3 separate regions of the Mus musculus genome follow, and all the other regions are linked to region 2. Evidence: chromatin loops called from intact Hi-C (ENCODE). Cell type or tissue: heart. All regions are shown on one strand. Links, peaks and the distances in the headings refer to the core of each region. The heading gives the core; the rest is flanking DNA. Region 1 overlaps Dnaic2 (dynein, axonemal, intermediate chain 2). Region 2 holds the start of Cd300ld3 (CD300 molecule like family member D3). Region 3 has its middle 10 kb from the start of Gpr142.

Region 1 (8,198 bases), core at 2,018-7,017, 300 kb after region 2:
CTCAAGCTGTCACTGTGAACTTAGAACAGGTAGCCAGCCAGCCCTCAGGAAGCCACCTGGTGGCCAGTGACACAAGTTGTCTCCCCCAGGTCTGGGAACTACAGGTGTGCTTCCTCCTGCCGCCTAGAAACCTTACTGTGAGCATCTGTGGCAAGGCCGGAGACCTGACTCAACAGCACTTGCTACCAAAACTGACAACCTGAGCTTGGTACCCAGAACCCAGGAGGAAGGAGAGAGCCAGCTTCTGCAAGCTAGATTCTCTCTGAGACCTCCACAGGTTCATCACACACACACACACACACACACACACACACACACACACACACACACCCCACATGCATGCTTGCACCTGCAGACACACACATATACACACATGCACACATACATAGAGTACAGCACACACTCATGCATGCTTGTGTGCATGCACACACATACACATGTACACTACACATGCATGCTCATACACATGTACATATGCACGCACACATGTGCGCACACACATATGCACACACAAAGATAAATTATAAAAAATATATAAGAGTGTGAAAACAAAATAAGGAAGGGGCAGGACCACAGCTCAGTTGGTAGGGTGCTTGTCTAGTAGACATGGAAACCGGGGTTCAAACCCTACACAAACAGGCATGGCTGTGCATTGCTGAAATTCTGTTGTCAGGAGGGGAGGGGGAGGCAGGATTAGAAATTCAAGGTTATCCTTGAATACATAGAGGACACCCCAGACTACCTGTTTCAAAAAGGGGGAGAGAGAGAGAGAGAGAGAGAGAGAGGAAACAGGGAGGGAGGGAGGGAGGGAGGGAAGGAGGGAGGGAGGGAGGAAGGAAGGAAGGAAGGAAGGAAGGAAGGAAGGAAGGAAGGAAGGAAGAAAGGAAGGAAGGAAGACGATTGCTCTATGACCCTTCTCCTTAGAGGTCCCTGAAGGAGGCAAGGTCATAGAGTTAGAGAGAGTGATGAGAATTGCTAAGATCTCAGGGAGAAAGACACCGACCTGTTTTTCTCATTGGTACAGTGTTTCAATTTTGAATAATATTTGTTCTGGCAAGAGAACTAGTTTTTGAGGAGGAGATCCTACGGTTCATTTTGAACATTTGAAAAATCAGTTACAATGAGGGCAAGGCAAAGGGGTTTGATGGGGTTTTGTTTGGTTGGTTGGTTGGTTGGTTGGTTGGTTTGGTTTGGTTACTTTTTGATACAGGGTCTCACTATGTAGCCTTGGCTGCCCTGTAGACTTGCTCTGTAGACCAGGCTAGCCTGGAACTCACAGGCTTGCCTCTGCCTGAAGTGCTGGGATTAAGGCATAAACCACCAAGCCCAGCTTTTCTGGAAATCATAAGAATGACCAGAATCCTTTGAGGAAGAACCGTGTCAAAGCGCGAGTCAGCAGAACCCACACAGCTATGAGGAAGTAAAATTATATTCGCCAGTAACACGGGAGGCAGGGCTCCTTCCCTCCCAGGCTCTTTCTATTCTGACCAGAAGGTAAATAAAAATGTCATGTCTTAATAAAGAGCTTTGAAAGATGGGGAAATTCCGGAGCCAGGTGGTGGGGATGGCTACAGAATGCTATGAGTGGGCAGGGCACTGCGGAACTGCCCTTCAAAGTGGTTAAGCCCAGATTCGGTGGCGAACACCTGTGACCTGGCACGTAAAAAATGGTGGGGGCAGGGGAGTCAGAAGTTCAAGGTCATGAGTCTAGGAGGTGGCTCAGTGGGTAAAGGCCCTAACTGTCAAGCTTGACAGCCTGAGATCAATCCCTGAGACGCGCACAGTGGAAGGAGAGAACTGACAACTTGTCCTTTGACAAGCATGTCTCCAACCACACACATCAAAAATAAACATGTAAAATGTAATTTTTAAAAAATCGAGGTTGTTTTGGGTAAAATAGTAAATTCAAGGCCAGCCCGGGATACAAGGGACTTGTCCAGAATAAAAAGTTAAGAGGGAAGCTGGGTGGTGGTCCCAGCACTTGGGAGGCAGAGGCAGGAGGATCTATGTGAGTTTGAGGCCAGCCTGGTCTACAGAGTGAGTTCCAGGACAGCCAGAGCTACACAGAGAAACCCTGTCTTAAACAAACAAACAAACAACAAACAGTTTGTCAGGCCTACAGAGCTGGCACTTGTTGCTCTGGCCAAGGAGCCAGGTTTGACTCCTGACATCACATGGTGATTCACAAACATCTGTAATTCTAGTTCCTGGGTGTTCTCTTCTGATCTCTCCAGGTACCAGGATTGCATGTGGCACACACAAATGCAAGCAGAACACACACAGAGAGAAATCTTTAAAAATCAATGAATAATAATGGTTAAGGGAGTAGGTGATAATTTTATGAGCTTTCAAACCTCGAGGTTTGTTTCATTCATAGCCTAGGGGTGTGGCTTAGTGTTGAAAGGTTGACCCCAGGTTCAGTATTCAGTAACAAGAGAGAAGCACACAGAGACAGAGATAGAGACAGAGACAGAAAGAGAGAGAGACAGAGAGAGAGGAGAGAGAGAGAGAATACTGAGCTACTAAGGCTGGGTATGAAGTAAAAAGACCAAATTTGGGGGGCCCTGAGAAGCAAGCCATTAGGCCAGCCACGGTGTACCTATAAATGGTCGAGGAAGAGCCCCCTGCCTGCTTGCCTCAGACATATGGGGTAGGCACAGAATCAGAGCTTGGGGCTCAAGTCCCAGCTTTGCCAAGTGCCAGGGCCCTCAGCTTACTGTCACCAGGACTCTTCTCGTTTGTGGGGAGGCAGGGACAAAACCCCGGCCTAACAGGAGCATGGCAGCTGCCGACATCTGGCAAAGGCTGTGTACTCACGGACCTTTGTGTACTCACGGACCATTGTGGAGAAGAGGGGACATTACATTCAGCACGTGGCCTAGAAATCGCAGCATCAGGGCACAATGTCTTCTTGAACGCCCCCAGATAAGCCCTGAGTTCGGGGTGAGTGGCTGCCTTCCCACTCATCATTCCAGCAAGTGAATTCTGGCCTGTGGCTGGGGATGCTGGAGGCAGGTGTGAGGGCAGAGCCTCCCCAGGTCCTACGCATGATGTGACCATGAACCAAATAAGTGACACTGCCAAGGACATAGGAGTGGGGCCACCAAGCTTGAGCCTCAGCTATTTAGAGGAGGGACCAGCCTAAGCCACGACCCATCTGCAAAGAGATTTTCTTGCCTTGATTTGGGGAGAGCGTCCATTTTCTGCTTCTGACGCACTCTTGAGACTGCTCTGATAAACTCTAAGCTTATTTTATTTTTATAGGTCTTTGCTTTTGTATGTTTGAGACATGGTCTTGCTATGTACTCCTGGCTGGCCTGGAATTCTCTGTGATCTCAGCCGGTTTTGAATTTTCAGTGATTTTTCTGCTTCTGGCTTCAATTTTGAGTTAATAAATTTTTATTTATTATCAACATCATCATGATCATCATAACCCCCTTGTGTCCCCCCCGTGTGTGTGTGTGTGTCCATGAATACTATGACATACTATATATAAGTAGAAGTCAGAGGACAATTTCCCGGAGTCAGTTTCCTTCCATAGCTCCATCCAGGAATTAAACTCAGGTCAAATTTGTGTACAAATACAAAGGCTCTCTCTGGCTTCTTGTTTTCTGTTTTGTTGTTTGTTTTGACTTAAAAAAAAAACAACAACAACCAAACAAAACAGGACCTCAAACTTGTTACATATGACTTTGAACTCCTGATCTCCCTGCCTCCAGCTCAGATATGCTGGGATTACAGGCCTGCATCTGCGTTCCTGGCTTTGGGAGTTTCTTTATCATTCCCTGTCTGTTGAGACTTGGTTCTAACGGGGTCTGTGCTCTGCTTTTCCACCTGGCTCCTCTGATCTTCTTTCCTTCCTCAATTCCCGTTTATTTCCCTCCCCCTGCACCCCCCCCCCTCCCGAGGAAGGGAAGTGACCAGCCTAGGGCCTCAACTGAAGCCAAAGCAGTGAGGACATTGGTTCTGGGCAGGATCTTCCCCTAAAACTGGGCTTCTCTGGTTTTAAAGCTCCCCTCTGCTCAGAAGGGCGGGCCTCAAGCTGGTGTCAACGGCAGCCTTCCTGGAGGTGCTCTGCTGCCCCCTGCTGGAAGATCGCGGTAAAGCCTTCACAAGGAGTAAGGTTGCCCGGCAAGGTGCCATGCCTGCTGTCCGTAGCCCAAGCAAGCGAGGTTGAGGAAGGGAGAACAAAAAACACCCACCAAGGTAGACTCGAACTCCAAGGAGATGGCGCCCAGGGCGTTCTCCAGCTGCTCCTTTCTGGAAATGTCCATAATGACAACTTCGATGGGCTCGCTGATCTTGCGGATGTCCCACCACATGACCTGGCAGGGAAGGGCGATTGAGACTGTGAAGACCCTGCCTTTTTCTTTCCTTTCTTTCCTTCCTTCCTTCCTTCCTTCCTTCCTTCCTTCCTTCCTTCCTTCCTTCCTTCCTTCCTTCCTTCCTTCCTTTCTCTCTCTCTCTCTCTCTTTCTCTCTTTCTTTCTTTCTTTCTTTTCTTCCTTCCTTTTTTTTTTTTTTGTTGTTGTTTAAGAAAGAGGGGGCTGCCGGGCAGTGGTAGCGCACGCCTTTAATCCCAGCACTTGGGAGGCAGAGGCAGGCAAGATTTCTGAGTTCCAGGCCAGCCTGGTCTACACAGTGAGTTCCAGGACAGCCAGGACTACACAGAGAAACCCTGTCTCAAAAACAAACAAACAAACAAACAAACACAAGAAAGAGGGGGCTGGAGTGTACAGCTCAGTGGTAGAACCCTCCCTCCCCCCCCCCCCCCCATGCATGAAGCCCCGGGTTCCAGCTCCAGCACTGCACAATACAATACAATACAATACAATACAATACAATACAAAGTACTGGAAGGCAGAACATAAGGCAGTGGTCTCTGGACGGCCCCTCCCCTCCCCTCCCTCTCCTCCTCTCCAGGGTCTGCCGAATGGTACCTGCCCATCAGTGGATGCTGAGAAGCACTCAGTGCCTGTCTTTGACTGCAGCCAGATGGTGCCATACACTGGGTCTCGGTGGCTGAACTCGATGGTGGACAGCTCTGCCACCAGGCTGCCCTTCCGGGTATCCCAGCAGGCTGACGGGAGAAAACCAGACTGTGAACTCAAGGTCCCAGAAACACAAACCGATCAAACCTGTATTAAAGGTTTGTGACTGGGGAGAGTTGACACCCTGAGTTGGAGGCTAGCCTGGTCTACATAGTGAGTTCCAGGCCAGCCAGGGCTACATAGTGAGACCCTGTCTCAAAATACACAAAAATAGGAAACGAGAAGAGAGTCATCAGATAACACGTGTGAGACCTGAGACTGGTTTCCAAATGTTCTAACCTACCTGCCTGTTATTCTTACCACCAATATTTGGCCATGGGAGGTGGGTAGGCATTCATTTGATTTGTTTGGGATTCTTGAGACAAGGTCTCATGTAGCCCAGGCTAGCCTCCAACTTGCTATATAGCTAAGGATGGCCTTGAACTACTAACTCTCCAGCTTCCACCTCCAAGGTGCTGGGTTTATAGACTTGTGCTACATTTATGGCTCTACCTTACTACCTGAAAGGCCCTTGGTTAGTGGTTTTCTTTTGTGCTACTTTAAGAACTTTGTGAAACTGTTTGCAGGTTGGAACTTAGTGTCTGGGGTAAATTGTCCAAGCTTCTGGATCCTGGACATCCATATTGACTCTAGAATCAGCTCTCTCTCATTTCCCTTTGAGATGAGAGCTGTGTTTGGGGGTGGGTGCTCAAGTGTCTGTGAAGGAGGCACGGTTTCTCATCTGGAAAAGGAGTCGAGTTGGAGGGGACAACGCTTCCAAGTTTGGAAATCATCCGGATTTTTAGAATCAGGGCTACGTTCAAACCACCCTATATTTTCTACCATACGATCTACTGCAAAGACTCCTGGGCTGCAGGCTCCACGTGCTCCACCGTGCCCAGCAACACCCCACACCCTGGTGAAACGCATGGGCCCAGGCTCAGTATCGGGAGAGGCAGGAGTGAGGGCAGGAGGTGGAGAGGCTGCTCTGGTCGGGGAAGGTCTGAAGGGAAAGTGGCTGGGAACTAAGGTTGAAGGCAGAGCTAGCCAAGCAAAAGGGGTGAGCCAGGATCTAAGACAGGGGAATCACAGGCCCAGGTCCTCCCAGGCAAGGTCACGCACCGGCAGCTCTCCTTGCTGTATGAGCATGCTGCTGTAAGCAACTCTCGGAGGGGCAGCTGGAAAGGTAACTCAGTGGGTTAAACTTCTTGTCATCCAGCCAGACGACCTGGGTTTGATTCCTAAAACCTACCTGATAGCTCCCAACCATCTGTAAGTCCACTTCCCACGGACCCTGTACCTTTAACTAGACACACATAATGTGGTGCACATATACACGCAGGTACGCTCATGCACAAAATAAGATAAATAAGTCTAAAATTAGAATAGCAATGCTAATTTTTATTAGAATTGTATTATTTATATTATTATATAAATAATATATATTATTTATGTGCTAATTTTATTATTTTTATTTACTAATTTATTCTCTTTTTAGAGAGCCAGTGAGAAGTTCCATCGGGTAAGGGTGCCTCTCACAGCCTGACAACCTGAGTTTAACCCCTGAGATCCACATGGTAATAAAGAACCAACTCCTCCTTCAAGTTGTCCTCTGACCTCTATGTGCTCGCTGTGCTATGTGTGTGTGTGTGTGTATACATATATATATATATATATATATATATATATATATATATACACATATATATGTATATATATGTATGTATATATATGTATATATATATGTGTGTGTGTGTGTATATATATATATATATATATATATATATATATATATATATGTATATATATACATATATATATACCCTCCCATACAATACATTTTTAAAATGTGAATTAAAAATAAAAAAGAGGGCGGGAGAGATGGAGTATCAGTTCAGAACCCTCGCTACCCTTCAGAGGGCTAGAGTTCTGTTCCCAGCACCCACCCTGGGTGGCTCAGAGCTCCCTGTAACTCCAGCTGCCGAAGATACCCACACACAGACAAACCACATGTATGACATTTTAATGATAGAGTAAAGAGGGGGCTGGAAGGTGGCCCCGTGGTTAAGAGCGCTTGCCACTCTAGCAGAGTGTTAGAGTTTGGTTCTTAGCCTCCAGAGTGGACAGCTCGCAATGTCTACATCTATCCAGCTACAAGGGATCTGATGGCATTTTCTAGCTTCTTCACGCATATCCCTACACACACACACACACACACACACACACACACACACACACACACACACACACACAAACACACACACATGTAACTAAAAGAAAATTTTAAAAAGAAAACTCACGGGGGGCACATTTAAGTCTCTACTGTGACCCCTGTCTTTGTGCTTTGCCAACAGAGGGGTAAAGCCTACCTGTTTCCTGTCCCAAGGTATCTGGCTTTCACATCATCCAGAGGGCCACAGAGCCCTTTCCAGGAAAGACGGTTTTATAAACTACCCGACGTACTTACTTGCTCCTAAGTTTTGACCTAGTAGTCCCTAAGCAGGAGACCTTTACTCCTGGCCAGGCCGGGTCCACAGATGTGTTTATTTGAGTCATTTCTCTGCAGAGCAGCGCTTCAGGTGGTTCCTGCGATCACAGATGTCCTATGGTCACAGGGCCCCTGAGCTGAGCTGTTCTGAGCCAGTTTGAAAAGCCACTGACAGGACTCATGAATAATGAGTGAGGAGGGCTACTGAATAAGTCATGGCATTAGCTTCGCTGCAGTCTTTATGGCTCAGACAATGAATAATATGGCAGGGAAATATATGGGGCCCCTAGTGTGACACAGCTGCCCCCTCCTGCCCGTTGTGTGTAACCCAGCCCATTGCATCCTCCTAGCCATCGTGGGGAATTAAGATGTGCCCCCTTACAAAAGGATTATCCCAGCTGGACCTGTTGACTGTGTACTCTCATAGACAAAGGGAGAGCCAGGAGACCCTCTCCTGAGTATGCTGCTGAGGGGGTGCAGCCTTACTTTCTGCCTGAACCCTCTGCTTCCTGGTGGGCCTGGCTTGAGAAGCTCTTTCCCCCACCAGGGACCAACCCCCTCTAGCTGCCGTGCTTTCCCCACCGTGATGGAGTGCTCCCTGAAGTCTCTCTTCTCAGACATTGCGTGTGCATGGCACAGCGATGGGCACACAGGAGGCGACACTTACCAACTGCGTTGTGT
Region 2 (8,198 bases), core at 1,284-6,283:
ACAGACCGGGGAGCGGAGGGGGCACAAGGGAAGATCTCCTTGAGTCAGTCCCTCGTCTGATTCTGGATCATTTGGGTCTTGGAGGCAAGGCATTAGGAAATGTGGAAAGAGACAGGTTGGTTCTGGATCCTCTCCTTGAACTTATCTTCCATCTTCATTTGCCCGCAGGTCCCTGCTCAGCAGCATCCAGTTCCAGGTCCTGGTCTTCCTGAAGCTGCCTCTGTTTCTGAGCATGCTCTGTGCTATCTTCTGGGTGAACAGACTTTAGGGGGTTCCTGGGGGCAATGTAGAGTGACCCATCCAAGAACTATGAAGTGAAGCATCCCAGGAATGCCCTGGGAGGAACTCAGCCCTGCATGCAGACTGGACTTCATTGTTCTGTGTCTCAAAGGTGGGGAGGGGGTGGGGGCTGATTATCAGAGTCTTGGATTTCAGACTCCTGTGGTGTCCTCAGCATAACAGAGAGAACAAGACTGGGAGTAAAGGCACTGGGAGTTAATCCCAGCACTGGAGAGGAAGAACCTAGTAAGTCTCTGAGTTAAAGGCCAGCCTAGTCTATATACTGAGTTCCTGGACAGCCAGGGATAAATAATAGACTCTGTCTCAAAGACACCCACAAAAGCGGGAACAAGACTCTCCCGGGGCCCTCTGTTAGAGGTCTGCCTTTCCCTTCTCCAAATTTCCTGGATTCTGCTCTCATGTCAGCTCCAAAGGATAAGAATCTTCTAGAAGTTTCTTGAACAGAAGTCTAGCTCCTTGATCTTCTCAGTGCCATAAAAACATCCCAGGACATTGTCTCCGATGGCAACAATCATCTCCTTACTACAGAGACGAGTTTCCTGAGAAACATGTCCCTCACACACTTGGCTTGCAGGCTGTTGCCCCCTTTCTAGAACAATCCTAAAGGATTTGGCTTCTGGTAGAGCATTTCAACTGCCAACTCTCCCAAGCACACAGAGAGGTCAACTAGGAGTCTAGAGGTGTGGGCTCGCAGAATAAATGTTTAGGGTTGGGGAGAAAGGCACAGGGAGAGGGATTATCAGGTTCCTAGAGGTAGGTGAAATTACCAGGTGAGTGCTCAGCACCAAGGACAGAGCTCACAAGGCGCGGGAAGACTGCTAAGCTAAGCGTTCAGAACCACGGACAGAGACCTAAGAAGCTCTTAGACCACCAACTATGCCCGTTTCAGCAGCACAGCAGCCACTGCTGTTCTCAGCGTTTTTCACACGAATTCATTTACATGTGTGTTTAGCTATGCAGCTTTATCCTACACATGCATCCAGGTAACGACCATCACAGTCAAAACAGAGGATTGTTCCACCATCACAAGTCCTCCTTCATGCCAGTCTGCCTCATTACTGCCCACTAGAGAACACTGATCTCTGGCTGACTCTGGCTCTGTCACTTTGAGAATGTTCTAGAAAGAGAAGCATTTCAGTGGTATGTCAAGTACAAGGCCTCTGGGATCCACACAAGCAGATGTTCTTGGAAATCATCCATTCCTCTTTATTACTGAGCATTATTCATTGTATACATTCATTACAGTTTGTTTAACTCCTTATTCAGTTAACTATTTGGGTCATTTCCATTACAAATAAAACTATTATCCACATTTTGTCTGTTTTTTTTTATACGATTCTGCATTTTTATGTCTCCAGGGTGTATGCTTGCACAAAGATTAAGTTATATAGTAAGTATATGTTTAGTTTTCTAAGAAATAATCCAATTATTTCTGTTGTGGTGACGTCATATTTTTTCCATCAGCTAAGGATGGAAGAACTGGGTTTTTGTGGTTTTGTTTATTTGCTTGCTTTTTGAGTTTTTTTTTCTCCATTGTCATTATTTCTTTAAAGGAATTTAGATTTCTTTGAAAGAAATCTAAATTCAGAAGTGCTTTGTCTGCACCTGTGTCTGCACACCATATGTATGCATGCATGCCTGGTGCCTTGGAGGTCAGAAGAGAGCATTGGATTCCTGGAACTGGAGTTAGGGGTGGTCTTGAGCCTCCATGTGAGTGCTGGGAACTGAGTCTGGATCCTGTCTGAGAGCATCAAGCACTCTTCTCTATGGAGGCCTGTCTCATTCTGATAGGCACGTGGTCCTGAGTTTCCCAAGTGACTGATGAGATTGCAAATATTTCTGGTGTGTTTCACTTCTGCCCACACATCATCCTTGACGGCATATCTGTTTTGTGTCTTCTATTTATTTCTGAACTGAAGCCATTTTTGAAAATTTGTTACATTTTTTTAACTTAGTGTGTATACATGAACACACGTGTGCCACAGTGCAAGCATAGAGCTCAGAGGATAACTCGTGGGAGTTGGTTCTCTTCTTCTACCAAGTGGGTCCTGGGACTTGAACTCAGATCTTCAGAATTTGAGGCAGGTGCCTTTACCTGCTAAGCCATCCTGACACACTTCTGCTTCAGCTACCCTAGTTGTGTACTGCAGATATGCACTGCCATGCCTAGACTAAATAAATGAATGTTTCTTATGTCTTTCTTTTTAGAGTTCTCTGCATACTATACACAGAAGTCTTTGTCCATATCTTATCTAAATCTCTGGCTTGTGTTTTTATCCTCCTCATAAGATAGTTTACTGTGAACAAAATTAGTCTTTGTGTGTTTCTATGTGTATAGTGCACAGGTGTGTTTGTGTGCACATGTATGTGTGGGCACACTTGCCTGCCCATGCATGTGTGGAGGCCAGAGCTGACCTTGATTGTTTTCCTATATTACTTTGTAACTTATCCTCTCACAGAATCTGGAGCTTGCTGTCTGAGCTTGACTGCCTGGCCAGCAAGTGCCCAGAAATGCCCAGGAGTCCCCTGTCACACTCAGTGCAGAGATTACAGATGCATGTCACTGTACCCAGGTTTTATGTAAGTACTCGGGACCTGAACTCAGGTCCTCATGGTTAAAGGACAAGCGCTTTACCCATGAGCCATCTACCTGGTCAAAACGTTTTAAACTTTAATGGCACACAATTCATCAAATTTTCTTTTAAAGGTTATGATTTTGGTGCCACTTATAAGAAATTATGAGTTGCCTCATATTTGTTCCAACTTTTAAAAAGTTTTAGAGTATCTATCCTCTCCCCCCTCTCTCGTGTGTGTGTGTGTGTGTGTGTGTGTCTGTCTGTCTGTCTCTCTCTCTCTCTTTCTCTGTGTGTGTGTGTGTGTGTGTGTGAGAGAGAGAGAGAGAGAGAGAGAGAGAGAGAGAGAGAGAGAGAGAGAGCAAGAGAGCATACAGAGGCTACGGAGGGTGTGAGCCGCCCTGCTCCATGGCTCTCTGTTTTATTCCCTTGAGACATATTTTCTCCATGAACTGGAGCTCACTGCTTTTTGGCTTTTTTGGCTAGGCTGATAGCTAACATGCCTGAGTTTGGTAGTTGTTTAATTTAACATTTCAGCTCATGAATCATGATTTATTTGGGGTTTCTTGTTCGGCACAGGAGGAAGGACATTCTAGGCATTTAGTTTTCTAGCGTGTGGATATCTGATTGTTTCAACGGTGTGTGTTAAACTCACAATCTTCCACTTTTTTGTCAAACACAAGTCAAGCACATTTGAATGGGAGATGAATTACATTATCCAGAGCCCAGGGAGAAATGAAGCCACAAAAAGATGAGATCTGAACTAAAGACAGAGCCCTACAGTGAAACTTACACAGACAATTGCCCTTAAAAATACTATGAGCAAAACAGAATGCGCCTGACAGTTCATGAAGAATCTCGGGCAACAGTCTGCAACCCTGACTAGAGAATGGAAACTGCAGAGCTGTGGGAGTGTGCCTAGAGCCATATGGTGCTCCCAGCAGGCCTGGGGACTGACCTTCTAAGGTGCACAGATGGACCTGCAGGGATGAGGTGGGGACCAGTCAGCAGGGCAGATTCAGCTCTTTCCCTGGGTGGTGTCACATCTTCTAGTCTTGTTCTTATAATAATCAATGAGATAGGCTAAGACCCTTCTCTATGGCCCTTTATGTTCTGGCTGTAAAGTCTTTAAAATGTCCTTCCCCAAAGTCCGGGTGTTCTGGGATGGCTTCAGCCAGTAGATGGCAGTGTGGTTCTTGATTTTTTTTTTTTTTTTTTTCTTCAATAAGCATCTTACAGACCTCATCCTAGAGCTTATATATGTGGTTGGTTGTACCTCCTAATTCAAACTTCTCTGTGCACACCCTCAAAGTCATATCTACAGGTGAGTCTCCTGGGTGACTTCAGGTCCAGTCAAGTTGACAATGAAGATTAGAGATCATAAGCATTCCGTGTGTGTGTGCACGTGTGCACTTATGTATGCATGTGTGTGTATGTGTGTGTGTGCATTTATAAATTTCTTCCCATGAAATTTTGATACCAAAGATACAGCATACCTATATTTTTCTACACTTGCAAGCTTATGTTCTACAGCAAAACTCTGTCTTATAGAAACAGAAGCAGGGTTTGTGGATTCAGGTCAGTGGGTACAGTGCTTGCCCAGCACTCTTGAAACCACAATTTGAGTCTTCAGCCCCTCATAAAACCGAGCATGCTGGGGAATGCCTGTAGCCCCAGGACTTTGATGTTGGAAAAAGGAAAATGAGAAGTTCAAGGCCAGCTTGGGCTCCATGAGACGTCTCCTCAAGCCCACACTCTCTCTCTCTTTCTCTCAGCCAATGCCTGAGGCCCTAGTAGCCATTGTGGTAGATGCCCCTGGCCTGCTCTGAGGCCCATATCTAGATAAATCCCTGCTGCCCCAGGCTGAGCCTTCAGCAATGCCCTCTGCCAACCAGGGCTTAGCCTAGGCTACTGCCATGGGCTTAGCCTGTGCTGCCTTGTGCTCCCTTGTTACTGCAGCCAACCTGCCTTTGGTTGCTCTCCTCTGCTAGGATCCCCTGCAGCTCAGTTACCTCCCAGGTAAGGGGTTTGCTGTATCCCATCCTTTGTGTCTGTCTCTGCCGATCTGTGTGTCTGCATCTCTCCTCGTGATTCCCATCTGTCTTTCAAGTTTATGTCTCACTTTGCATTTTTCAGTAGAGGAAGTTCCCTGTTTACCCAGCTGTCCCTCACATGTCCTGACTTGGTCATCTCAAAGATTGGCATCATCTTTCTTCCTGTATGCAAAATTGAGAAGTTTTGTCAAGGAAGTTACTGAGAGAAGTGAATGAGAGAGACCTAAAAGAAACTCAAGCTGAGTTGCAAGTCCTCACAGGGTGCTGTCCTCTGTTGCCACCAAGGACAGGAGAGGAGACAAGACCATGTGGCAGTTCCCAGCTCTGCTCTTCCTTTTCCTCCCAGGTAAGTAGCAGGGGCTTTAGACACTTCCATGTCAGTGGTGAGGGCAACAGAGACCGTCTGCTCTGGCTTAGGGAAACCTGGCTGATCCATTCACCAGCTGCTTACCCCCAAAATAAAAGGCAAGGTTTTTTGACATCTGATGGATTCTGTGGGTATTGCAGAAAAACCAAAACCAAAATCAATTTAAAAATAAAACAAATAAAAGCCAAAAACAAACCTTCCAATGTGTTTCTCAACCCTAGCTGCTCCATGAAAGCTGATGAGTGAGTGGATGAACTAATTCTTACAAAATGTATTTTGGGTTTCATGTTTGGCACATGCAGCCTAGGATGCCCCTGAACTTGTGATCCTCCGGACTCCACCCTCTGAGTGCTGGGATTTCTAGCATGCAGCTCCATCTCCCATTCCATTGTGAGCTTTAGTTGACACAGTAATGAATACTTACAGGGGCTGGACGTGGTGGTGATTGCCTTTAATGCCTTTAATCTCCATGGGGTGTTTTGAAATAGTCAGTTGTCAGACATGTTTTTCATCCTTCTCATACAACACTAAAAGTTGTCATTCCCATCAAATGACAGACACCCCTGTGTCCCAACAGCTCTCCTCTATGCTACAAGCACTCTCCTGTCTTCCCTAATACCCTTCCCAGCCTGATAACCTCTCTTGTTTTCTACTCCTTTGAGGTTTACTTTTGTTCTTTTGAGAAGAAAAAGTGCCTCTGTGGTGTATGTATGTCTAAAGGGTTGTGTGTATGTCTCTCCGTGTGTGTGCACACACGTGCACGTGCTCTCAGGTGCACACATACATGTGGAGATTGACATTGGGTCGTTTTCTCTATCACTCTCCACCTTGTTTGTTCAGACATGGTCTCCCGCTGCTCCTGAGCTCACAGATTCAGCCCATCTGGCCTGTGACCTCCAGGATCCCCCTGTCATTGGGGTTACAGGCACCCCCACCTCACCTGGCTTTTCTTCCACCTGTTCTGGGGATCCAAACTCAGATTACACAGAAACGCTTTCCAGACAGGTCTGTCTCCCTGGCTCCCTAGCCACAGAGAGTAACTTTTTAGCTTTCACACATCAATAGGAATGTGTGGCAGCATCTTCCTGTATCTGATTTATTTCAGTTCCTCAAGTCTCTCCCGTGGGCTGCAAATGGCAGAACTCAATCCCTTCACGATGATTCTCCATTACATTCATGCACCACGATCTGCTATCTGTTCACTTGTATCTACGTGACTCTGTGCCATGGCTACTGTGAACACTGCCATAGTAAACACAAGGGGAGATGTCTCTTCCACATACTCGCTTCATGTCTCTAGGCTGCGTGTTTGCTTTCTGTTACTGTGATAAAGACATCGACCAACAAAAAAAAACCTTGGAGAGTAAAAGGCTTATTTGGCTTAAAGATCCAGATCACACTCCATCATGGAGGGAAGCCAGAGAGGGAGCCCAAGCAGGGCAGAAACCTGGAGTTAGGAACTGAAGCTGAGAGCATGGGAGAGTGTTGCTTGCTGGCTTACTGCTCATGGCTTATTCAGCATGTTCTCTTATATTGTGTTACCACCCACAGAGGACTGGACCTTCCTATGTCAAGAAAATGTCCCCCAGACTTGCCTAGACCTGATGCAGACGGTTTCTCAGTTGATGTTCTTTCTTTTTGTATGTTTCTGTATGGAGTTGGTGTCAGGTTTATAAAAACCCAACCAGTCCAGACTATGTCCCCTGTGGGACTGCTGAGTTATGTGACAGTCTTATGCTAGTTTTCTGAGAAACTCCACACCATTTCCCATAAAGTCTAATATCCAATCCAACACACAGTGTGTGCGACATCCTCTGTCCCACATACACCAACAATTGTTCTATTTTGTCTTTTTTGGTAATAACCATTCAAACTGAGGTATGATGCTATTAGTGATTCTGATTTGTATCAATCTCCCTACCAATTAGTGAAATTGAAAATTCATCTGTATATTTCTTTCTTATTTTTTTCTTTTGAGGCTTCAACATATAGGATAACGATGCTGATCTGCCTTGGGAAAAGGGAAGCCCTTCACTGGTTTTTATTCAGCTCATGAACTCTACTTGGCACAGTAGAGTTTCCCCCTTGGAGGAGGAGATCAGTGGTCCGTGTGTTTGTGTTTTCCAGGCTGCTGCACGGCTCAGGATCCAGTCACAGGTCCAGAGGAGGTGAGCGGTCAGGAGCAGGGCTCCTTGACAGTGCAGTGCAGATATGACTCAGGCTGGAAGGATTACAAGAAGTACTGGTGCCGAGGAGCTTATTGGAAATCATGTGAGATTCTCGTTGAAACCGATGCATCAGAGCAGTTGGTGAAGGAAAACCGTGTGTCCATCAGGGACGACCAGACAGACTTCATCTTCACAGTGACCATGGAAGACCTGAGGATGAGCGATGCTGACATTTACTGGTGTGGAATTACGAAAGCTGGAACTGATCCCATGTTTAAAGTTAACGTGAACATTGACCCAGGTAAGAAAAATTCCGAAAAATCCTGGTGAAGGATCAAGGATCCTTGTAAAAGTCTTACTAGAAAAAAAAAAAAGTCTACTGTATTTGTCCTGCCAAGAAAGAGGGTAAGGTGGGGGACCCTTGTCTCCTTGTATGCCTGTCTTAGATATTCTCAGTCCTACAGATCTGAGAATTGAACTCAGAATCTCACCTGTGCTAGCCAAGCGCTTTGCCACTGAGCTAAAGTCTCTTCCTGAGACCCCGCTGCCCCCTTTAACATAACATAAAGGAAGCTGCAGAACCTTTAATTCTGGGCAAGATTGAGTAACAAAGATGAGGTTTACATCTTGCTTTAAACAACTACAACAAAGAAAACAGACAAAATTGGAGCTGGAAAGACGGCTCAGAGATCAAGAGCTCTGGTTGCTGTTCCAGAGGACTTAATTTCCTTCCCAG
Region 3 (8,198 bases), core at 1,895-6,894, 240 kb after region 2:
TGTGGCTACAGTGGGGAGATTAACAAGGGGGATTGTGCTATCTCCCCCCACTCAATGCCCCTTCTTAGAATTGGGAACAAAACATCCATGGAAGGAGTTACAGAGACAAAGTTTGGAGCTAGGAGGAAAGGAGGGTGTCTTCTGCCAGAACCCGGGTCAGTGTCTAGCAGGATGCGTCCTCCTGTACTGTCTGAGTCAGTCTAGTGGACAGGCCTATAGCAGTTACTTGCTCTCCCTCTCCCAGAGGCCAGGCCCCTTGCCACTGAAGGGATTTATACTCTTCAGTCTCACTGTGGTCCAGGAAGCCACAGGGTGAGTGAGCAGAAAGGATAGCTGTTTTAATCCCAGGGCCCTCATTCTGTTTGCATCTCTGTGAGGTTCTCTCATAGGGATCCTGAAAGTCAGCTGTTGAGTCTCCTGGCCAAGCCCTGAAGCAGAAGCTGAGGGCAAGGCACAAAAGGACTCACTTTCCAAAGCCTGGAGATTGGTTTAAAAGGATTGACAAACTCAAAACCCTGGGGGTGGGGCTCTACCCCCAACAACGTGTGTGTGCATGCATGTGCAAGTGTGCATGTGTGTGCCTGTGTGCATGCATGTGCAAATGTACCTGTGTGTGCCTGGGTGCATGCATGTGCAAGTGTGCATGTGTGTGCCTGTGGACATGTGTGTATGTGCAAGTGTGTATGTGTGTGCCTGTGTGCATGCATGTATGTGCGAGTGTGCTTGTGTGCACGCATGCATGTGTGCAAGTGTGCATGTGTGTGCCCGTGTGCATGCATGTGCAAGTGCAAGTGTGTGCATGTGCATGGGTGAGCACATAAACATGCACACATGTGACTGTCAGTGCAGAAGCCAGGGGATGACCATGGATCTCATTTGTTCCTCAGGCATCAGCCATGTTTGCTGATTTTAATGGGTTGGTGAGGTGGCTCCGTGGGTGAAGTTGCCTACCCCACAAACTGACAATGTCAATTCAGTGCCTTGAACCCTCTTTGTAAGGACAGGAGAGAGCTGACTCCACAGAGTTGTCCTCTGAGCCCACGAGCAAGCTGTGACATTCACACGCTCCCTGAACAGATGTAAACTTTTTGTTTATTGTTAGCACGTATTTGAAGGATGTGGGAGCAAGTATGCATGCCCCAGCTTGTGTAGAACCCAGGTTGGTTCTCGCCTTTCACCTTATGTGGGTTTCAGGAATCAAACTAATGATGTCAGTGTTGTACCTTTACCCACTGAGCCATCCCTGGCTCCCCTCACCCCCTGTCTGTCTGTCTGTCTATCCATCCATCCATCCATCCTTCACTTTCTTTCCTCCTTTCTTTTCCTTCCTTCCTTCCTTCCTTCCTTCCTTCCTTTCTTCCTTCCTTCCTTTTTAATAAGGCCTGGGCTCCACCAAGCAGGGCAGTCTGACTGTCTGACTGGCCACAGAGACCCAGGGAGCTGCCTGTTTCTGCTTCCCTAGCACAGAGATTGCAGGAATAAGTCACCACACCCAGATTTTTCTAACCTGGATTCTGGGGACCAAACTGTGGCCCTTGCTCTTGCCAGTTGAGCTCCTCATCAACTGAGCTATCTCCCAGGCTCCCTTGTATTTGTTTCACAAATGATCTTAATAGGTAGTCCTAGCTAGACTGGAATTTTCTATACAGACCAGGCTGACCTCAAATTTCAGGTGACCCTGCCACCTCTACCTCAGCCTCACGAGGACTGGGATCACAGATGTGTGCTACCACACTATTAAAACTAGAGAAGCAATGCTCCCTCATCAGGGAAGCCAACAGAGACTCCATCCAGGCTGGGCCAGGCCTGGATTCATGGCTGATGATTCCTGGATCATTTCTGGATGGGCCCATTGCTCACCCTGGCAAATAAAATCTCTGCCTCCTAACGGTTACTCCCAGGTATCCTAGGGCCAGGGCCACTGGTCAGGGGAAAGCACCCCAGAGCAGTGGGGCATTGTCTGGATCTGCCTGCTGTGTTCCTTTCGCTCAGAAAGAGGAAGAAGAAAGCCATGGGGATGGTGATCAGCTAGCTGGACCAAGTCCTTTGTCCTGGTCTCTGAGGCTAAGATGTATCTTATATGTGGGTTCTGGGGAGGGATCCTCCTCGTGAGGTGAATAGCCAGCTGCCTCTGTACCTGGGGGCCCTGGGTGAATTTAGGTGGTCCATCAGTGTCCACACTGTCTACCTACAGGTCCACCTGGCAGTTAGGTCACGTAGGGCAGGACCCCTGGAGTACTCTCAGTGAAGGCCATAGAACTTCCTTCTCTGTCCCCATTGGCCACCATGACTTGGTTACTTCCCAAAGTGAAAGCATAGGTCTGAGAGTGTGGGCGCCCAGACCGGAAGAGACTCTCAAAACAGGTGTTCTGTATAATTCCAGTCCCCAGCCTGCGGTCTCAGCTGCCTTTCCCAGCAGCAGGAGCGCCCACAATCAGCCCAGGCCGGTCACATGCACTGCGGCATGCTTTGATGCTAGTCTTCTTTCCCACAATCCTTCCATGTCCCTGAGGAACCGGGTAAAGAGCAAGTGCTTCCCAATGAGACCCTGAGGGTCTGAGAGCCCAGCCTATGCTTGAAGCCAGCTCAGTACCTGGTAGTGCTAGCCTACCCTGCAGCATCTGGCTAGCCTCAATAGCACTTGGCCTGATCCCACCCTCTAGGAGGCGTGACAAGCCAGGACATCCTGGCTGGCATTCCTGTAATGCTCACCCTCCCTGGCCTGCTAAATATACATCAAGGAGGAATCTGGGAAGGAGCTACCACAGACAGGATTAAGTCTTCTACTGGCCAACGGCCATGGGGGCAGCTGGGCTGACTGGAAGGATCCCAGGGTTATTCGCAGAGAGGTCTCAAAAACAGCTGGGGAGATGGGGGTCCAGGCTCCTCACACCAGGGAAGGGAAATGGGGCCTTGGGGGTTGCAGAGTAGGCCAGGCCTGTAGGATGGAGACAAGATACACCTCATTGCCTCTCCTGCACCCAATGAAGGAAACTGAGTCAAAAAAACAGGTGGGGGCTCTACTAATCAACTATCCTAAACCAGTTATGCTAGACCCTTTGGTTTTATTTGGCTAATACTTCTACATCATAGTCTATCACTGAGGGAAGCTGAGGTGGGAACCTGAAACCTGGAGACAGGAACTAAAGCAGAGATCACCTAGGGCCTCTGCTCACTGACTTTTTCTCCATGGCTTGTTCAGCCTGCTTTCTTAAACAGCCCAGGACCATCTGCCTAGGGATGGACTGTCCAGAGTGGGTAAGCTCTCCCACACCAGCCATTCATCAAGAACATGACCCCACAGACTTGCCTACAGGTCAGTCAGATAGAGGCATTCTCTCAGTTGAGGTTTCCTCTTTCCAGATGACCCTAGCTTATGTCAAACTGACCCCCCCCACCCAAAAAAAAAGTTGATTTTTTTTCTGGCTCATATATATTTATCTATATATTTATTGTTATGTGAGACAGTGTGTCTTGTATCTCAGGCCAACTTTGAACTTGCTATGTAGCTGAGGCTAGCCTGGACTCCTCTTTTTCCTGTACCTTCCAAATGCTGGGATTATAGGCACAGGCTCATGTGCCACCATACCTGTCTCGTCATTTTTTTTCTTTTTTTTTTTTTTCGAGACAAGGTTTCTCTGTATAGCCTTGGCTGTCCTGGAACTCACTTTGTAGACCAGGCTGGCCTTCAACTCAGAAATCCACCTGCCTCTGCCTCCCAAGGGCTGGGATTAAAGGTGTGTGCCACCACTCCTGGCTCTGTCTCGTCATTTTTAATTCAGTGCTGGGCAGGCACTCTACTGACTTGGCTAAATCTTGAGTTTGGTCTGTCTGTCCATCTGTCCATCTGTCTGTCTTATCTATCTATCTATTGTCTGAGCCAAGGCCTTTGTGTATTGTTCAAACTGGCTTCAAACTCATTCCATAGCCCATGCAGTTCTCAAACTCTGTCTCAGACCACCCCCCCACCCCCCCCACCCCCCACCCCCGTCACCATCTCCAGCCTTCTAGGCTCTTTGAATAGAATCTGGGGACTCCGGGGAGAGGTCTCAGTCAGAGGGGATGGATATGCCATCACCAGGTCCCCAGTGGACTACCTTTCCTTCTGCTTCAGTCTGCCTACAAGCTTGCCCACACAAGGAACTACATGAATTCATTCAGTAGCCTATCGTCAGAAGGGGTAAAAGACTCCCTGCTTTGGGTCAAGAAGAAGGGCCCTCTCCAGGCGGTGGTGGCACACGTCTTTAATTCCAGCACTTGGGAGGCAGAGGCAGGCAGATTTCTGAGTTTGAGGCCAGCCTGGTCTACAAAGTGAGTTCCAGGACAGCCAGGGCTACACAGAAAACCTTGTCTCAAAAAAAAAAAAAAAAAAAAAAAAAAAAAAAAGGAGGAGGAGGAGGAGGCAGAGACTCTGGGGCCTCTCAGGGATAATAGTGGTGGGGTTGGGATGCAGAGAGCCTGTTCTTTTCTACCTCTGTTCCTGACACATTGCGTGCCACTCCCTTGGAGAGCAGGATGCCCAAGTGCTGCCCAGGACAGAAACCATTCTCATGGGGTGGGGTAAGTGTCCTCATGGAGATGGGTTGGGGTAGAGCAAGTGAGACCCCAGAGACCCAGACAGGACCAAATGAGCCCAGATGGACTGAACTCCCTGTAGTGGAAAGGGAAACTACCATTGCTGAGGTCAGCAAGAGGACCTGGACCCTGCTGGTCAGATGAAAGGGATCTTCAAACAGCTGTGCTCAGGAAACCACTGTGTGTGTGTGTGTGTGTGTGTGCACGAGCACGTACGTGAGTGTGAAAAGGGTGGTGGAGGGGTGTGACTTCAGGATGGATGCAGAGACAGGGGGACAGCTGACTTTTCCCACCCTCTAACTCCCCTCTGGCTGTGGGCCCTGAGCCAGTCACTTGGATTTCCTTATAAAAGCCAGTTGAAAGCCTCTGACTCTTGTGCCTGCTGGGTCAGCCAGACAGTCCTGCAGCGCCCCCTGCTGGATAATCCAACAGGGGTGTCGGGTACTGAGACTGTAAAGAATACATGCTCTGGCCTAATAGGTGATTAGAATCCGGAGATACCCCCATACCAAAGACTATCCTATGGTCGATTCAGCACAGCAGCTGGGACAGCTAAGGGTCTCAGTTCAGAAGTTAGGACTGGGAATATAATCCAGCAGTGGAGTGATTGCCTAGCATGCACGAGGCTCCAAATCTCAGCTTCAGTGGGAGTTGTGTGTGTGTGCATGCTCATGGGTAAACGTGTTCACCAACACTAATTTGGAGTATGCTGGGTGGTTCAAAAAGGTCAGTCAACTAGCTACACAGTGAGTTTGGGGCCAGCCTGGGCTACATGAGACCCTTTCTCAAGAGCAAAACAAAAAGGTGAGTCTGTCAGCACCCTGACCCTGCACTTCAGAGCTGAGGGACAATTCACTTCTGTTGTTCGAGCCGCAGCCTGTCCAATGTTGTGATGTTAAGTCTTAGAAAATGAACGAGATGGGTCCAGAAAACCGTTCTTCAGCCAACTTCCAATCAAACCAGTAAAACCATATAAAGACTTGAGAAGAGCCAGCCAGCGGTGGCTCACACTTTTAGTCCCAGCACTGGGGAGGCAGAGATAGGCAGATCCCTGAGTTCCAGGCTAGCCTGGTCTACAAAGTAAATTACAGGACTGCCAGGGCTACACAGAGAAACTCTGTCTCAAAGCATCCTACCCCCTCAAGAAAAGAATTGGGAAGAAATGGGAGACCCTTAACAAGTAACCATCCCCCAAAGCTAATGTATCTAAATGATAGTATGGCGGACTGCCACGTGGTCCCTAGGAAGCCAGGACCATAAGAAAAGACTTGATGATTCCAAAGTGGGTTTTTCATAAGTCAGGATATTTCAGGAGGGTTAGGAGTGGGAGAGAAGGGGAAGGACAAAATGACGGGGAGGGGACCCCCCACCCCCAGTCCCTGCCACCAAGAAAACCACTTGAGACTTTATCAATAAGAAAAGATAGCTGGAGCTGGGCATGGTGGCACATGCCTTTAATCCCAGCACTTGGGAGGCAGAGGCCGGTGGATTTCTGGATTTCTGAATTCGAGGCCAGCCTGGTCTACAGAGTGAGTTCCAGGACAGAGTCAAGGCTATACAGAGAAACCCTGTCTCAAAAAACAAAACACAAAACCAAAAGAAATAAAAGATAGCTGGGTGGTTGGTGGCACATCCCCTTAGTCCCAACACTCAGGAGGCAGAGGCAGGTGGATCTCCGAGTTTGAGGCCAGCCTGGTCTACAGAGTGAATTCCTGGATAGCCCGGGTCACACAGAGAAAGCCTGGTTTGAAAAACCAAGAGGGAAAAAGGCTTAAAAGAAGGTGTGGAGGTTCACACGGTGATCTCAGCAGCTCTGATAGGAAAATCTCTCTATTCTCCTGCCAGGTCTAGGTCATCCTGAGCTATGTGGTGGATTCTGGGTTCTTTACCCCTCCCCCCAGTCCTTAGTCAAAATCGCACAAAGAGACAAGAACAGATCTTTTGGGGTGGGGTGGAATTGAATTTTTTTTCTATATAACTCAGGCTGGTCTCAAACTCATGATCCTCCTGCCTCAGCCTCTCACAAACTAGGATTACAGGTGTGTGTCAACTCGCCCAGCTAAGAGCAGATACATGACAGCCCTTGTCATTTACATGTCAGTGATGCACCTCACAAAATGATCTCATTTTTAGATTTCCTTTTTTTTTTTTTTTTGAGACAGGGTCTCACGTAGCTCGGGATGGCCTCACGATGACCCTGAACCCCCCACGCGCTTGCCTCCACCTCTGTAGTATTGAAATTACAGATGCATCACGCCCACCTACAAAAATGTTAGAAGTTGTGACCCAATGCATTTTCTCCTGATTTTGAAAACTCTTTTTAAAAACTTGTTTTGTATCTGTGTGTGTCGTGCAGTCATGTGTGTGCAGTCCTGAATACATGTGTGTATCCATGTGTGCGCGTATGTGCACTGTGTGTTTTCCCACAGCCAGTCTCCACCTTATATAGAGAGTCTCTCTCTCTCTCTCTCTCTCTCTCTCTCTCTCTCTCTCTCTCTCTCTGTCGCTCCCTCTCTTTAGCTCCCTCTCTGTGTTTTGAGACAGAGCTTCTTTGTGACTCCCTGGCCATCCTGGAACTCACAGAGACAGGCCTGCCTCTTCCTGCCCCCTCCTGAGTGCTGGGATTAAAGGCTTGCTCCACCTCCATCCCCGGAGAGGCAGGGTCTCTTGAATTTAGAACTCAGCAGTTTGGCTAGTCTAGCGAGCCACCTTGCCCTGAGGATTTCCTGTTCCCATTTCCGGTGAGTTCAAATTACTCTCCCTTCAGGCCATCCAAACTCCATTCCTTACACTTATGTGCTGAACACTTTCCTCACTGAGATATCTCCTCAGCCTCATGGTTTTTTGTTTGTTTGTTTGTTTTACTTATTTTTAGACAGGGTCTGGATAGGCTACTCAGTCTGTCTTCCTTTCCTGGACTCATGGACTCCTTCTAAGAAGCCGAGACCACCCGTGTGCTCCATGGTGCCTAGTGTCTTACATGTTTTATTAGGGAAACATGACACTAGGTCCCAAGTGTGTTAAGCCCAGGACTCTGCACATCAGAATACCTGGCTGTCTTTGGCTTGCAAGAGTTTGCTGGCTTGAGTCTTAGCATTGCTCTGGGTCAGCTGTGGCCTATGGGCATGGCAGTTAACTGTCCTATGCTACCTATTCTACAGTATATTAAGTGGTCACGGTACTTCAATGTACAGGCTGTTTGAAAACATATTGTTACCCAGCCTGTGAGGACGAATGGGGTCATCTTTGAGACACCGATTTCTGGTGTCTGTGCCGATCTCGACCAGCCTCAACAGCGCCTCTCCAACCATCCGGGGGAAGTTTCTGGTTTTGCCAGTGCTTGGGGTGGGGGTGGGGATTAGGTGAGAATATTGCCTTCTCTGGTTTCTCTGGGGATGGGAACACCTGACATTTGGAAGAAGCGCTTGTAGCTAAGTCCAGCCCCCTGGTTTGGTTCTCACTGTTGATAAGACAGCTGCTTGCCCCTGATTCCATGCACTCTCTTGTAGTGTCTCAAGGGTTTCCCACCAGGAAGTAAGAAACTCAGTACTGGGCTGGAGAGATAGCTCAGCAGTTAAGAGCACTGACTACTCTTCCAGAAGTCCTGAGTTCAAATCTCCACA

Evidence for each region. Hi-C counts contacts between places; a loop is a spot of excess contacts. Peaks named below come from ENCODE experiments on the same cell type or tissue, not always from the same donor. Only the 100,000 strongest peaks of a DNase experiment are listed, where the experiment ranks them.
Region 1: a loop joins it to region 2, with 3 times the contacts of the local background. A loop is called at or near these places in 3 of 42 quality-filtered maps.
Region 3: it touches region 2 in a loop (3-fold over the local background); 9 of 42 quality-filtered maps call a loop at or near these places.

The regions. Positions count from the first base shown.
Region 1 is chr11:114,741,182-114,749,379 of GRCm38, reverse strand. It overlaps Dnaic2 (dynein, axonemal, intermediate chain 2), which reads right to left. Exons shown (of 13, transcript NM_001034878.3): 7 at 4,940-5,079; 8 at 4,203-4,325. Among named protein-coding and RNA genes, the nearest start is that of Dnaic2, 18 kb to the right of the region's middle. In heart, for the core only: a CTCF peak has its summit at 4,098 (motif pointing left); a DNase peak (open chromatin) is centred at 4,079; H3K4me3 peaks cover 535 bases; H3K27ac peaks cover 306 bases; H3K27me3 peaks cover 1,919 bases.
Region 2 is chr11:115,045,331-115,053,528 of GRCm38, reverse strand. It overlaps Cd300ld3 (CD300 molecule like family member D3), which reads left to right and starts at 5,199. Exons shown (of 4, transcript NM_199201.2): 1 at 5,199-5,273; 2 at 7,422-7,763. The coding sequence starts at 5,234. It overlaps Cd300e (CD300E molecule), which reads left to right. Exons shown (of 4, transcript NM_172050.3): 4 at 169-1,612. The coding sequence ends at 268. In heart, for the core only: a CTCF peak has its summit at 4,034 (motif pointing right); a DNase peak (open chromatin) is centred at 5,038.
Region 3 is chr11:114,809,603-114,817,800 of GRCm38, reverse strand. No RefSeq gene overlaps it. Among named protein-coding and RNA genes, the nearest start is that of Gpr142, 10 kb to the right of the region's middle. In heart, for the core only: a CTCF peak has its summit at 4,993 (motif pointing left); a DNase peak (open chromatin) is centred at 4,970; H3K27ac peaks cover 2,422 bases.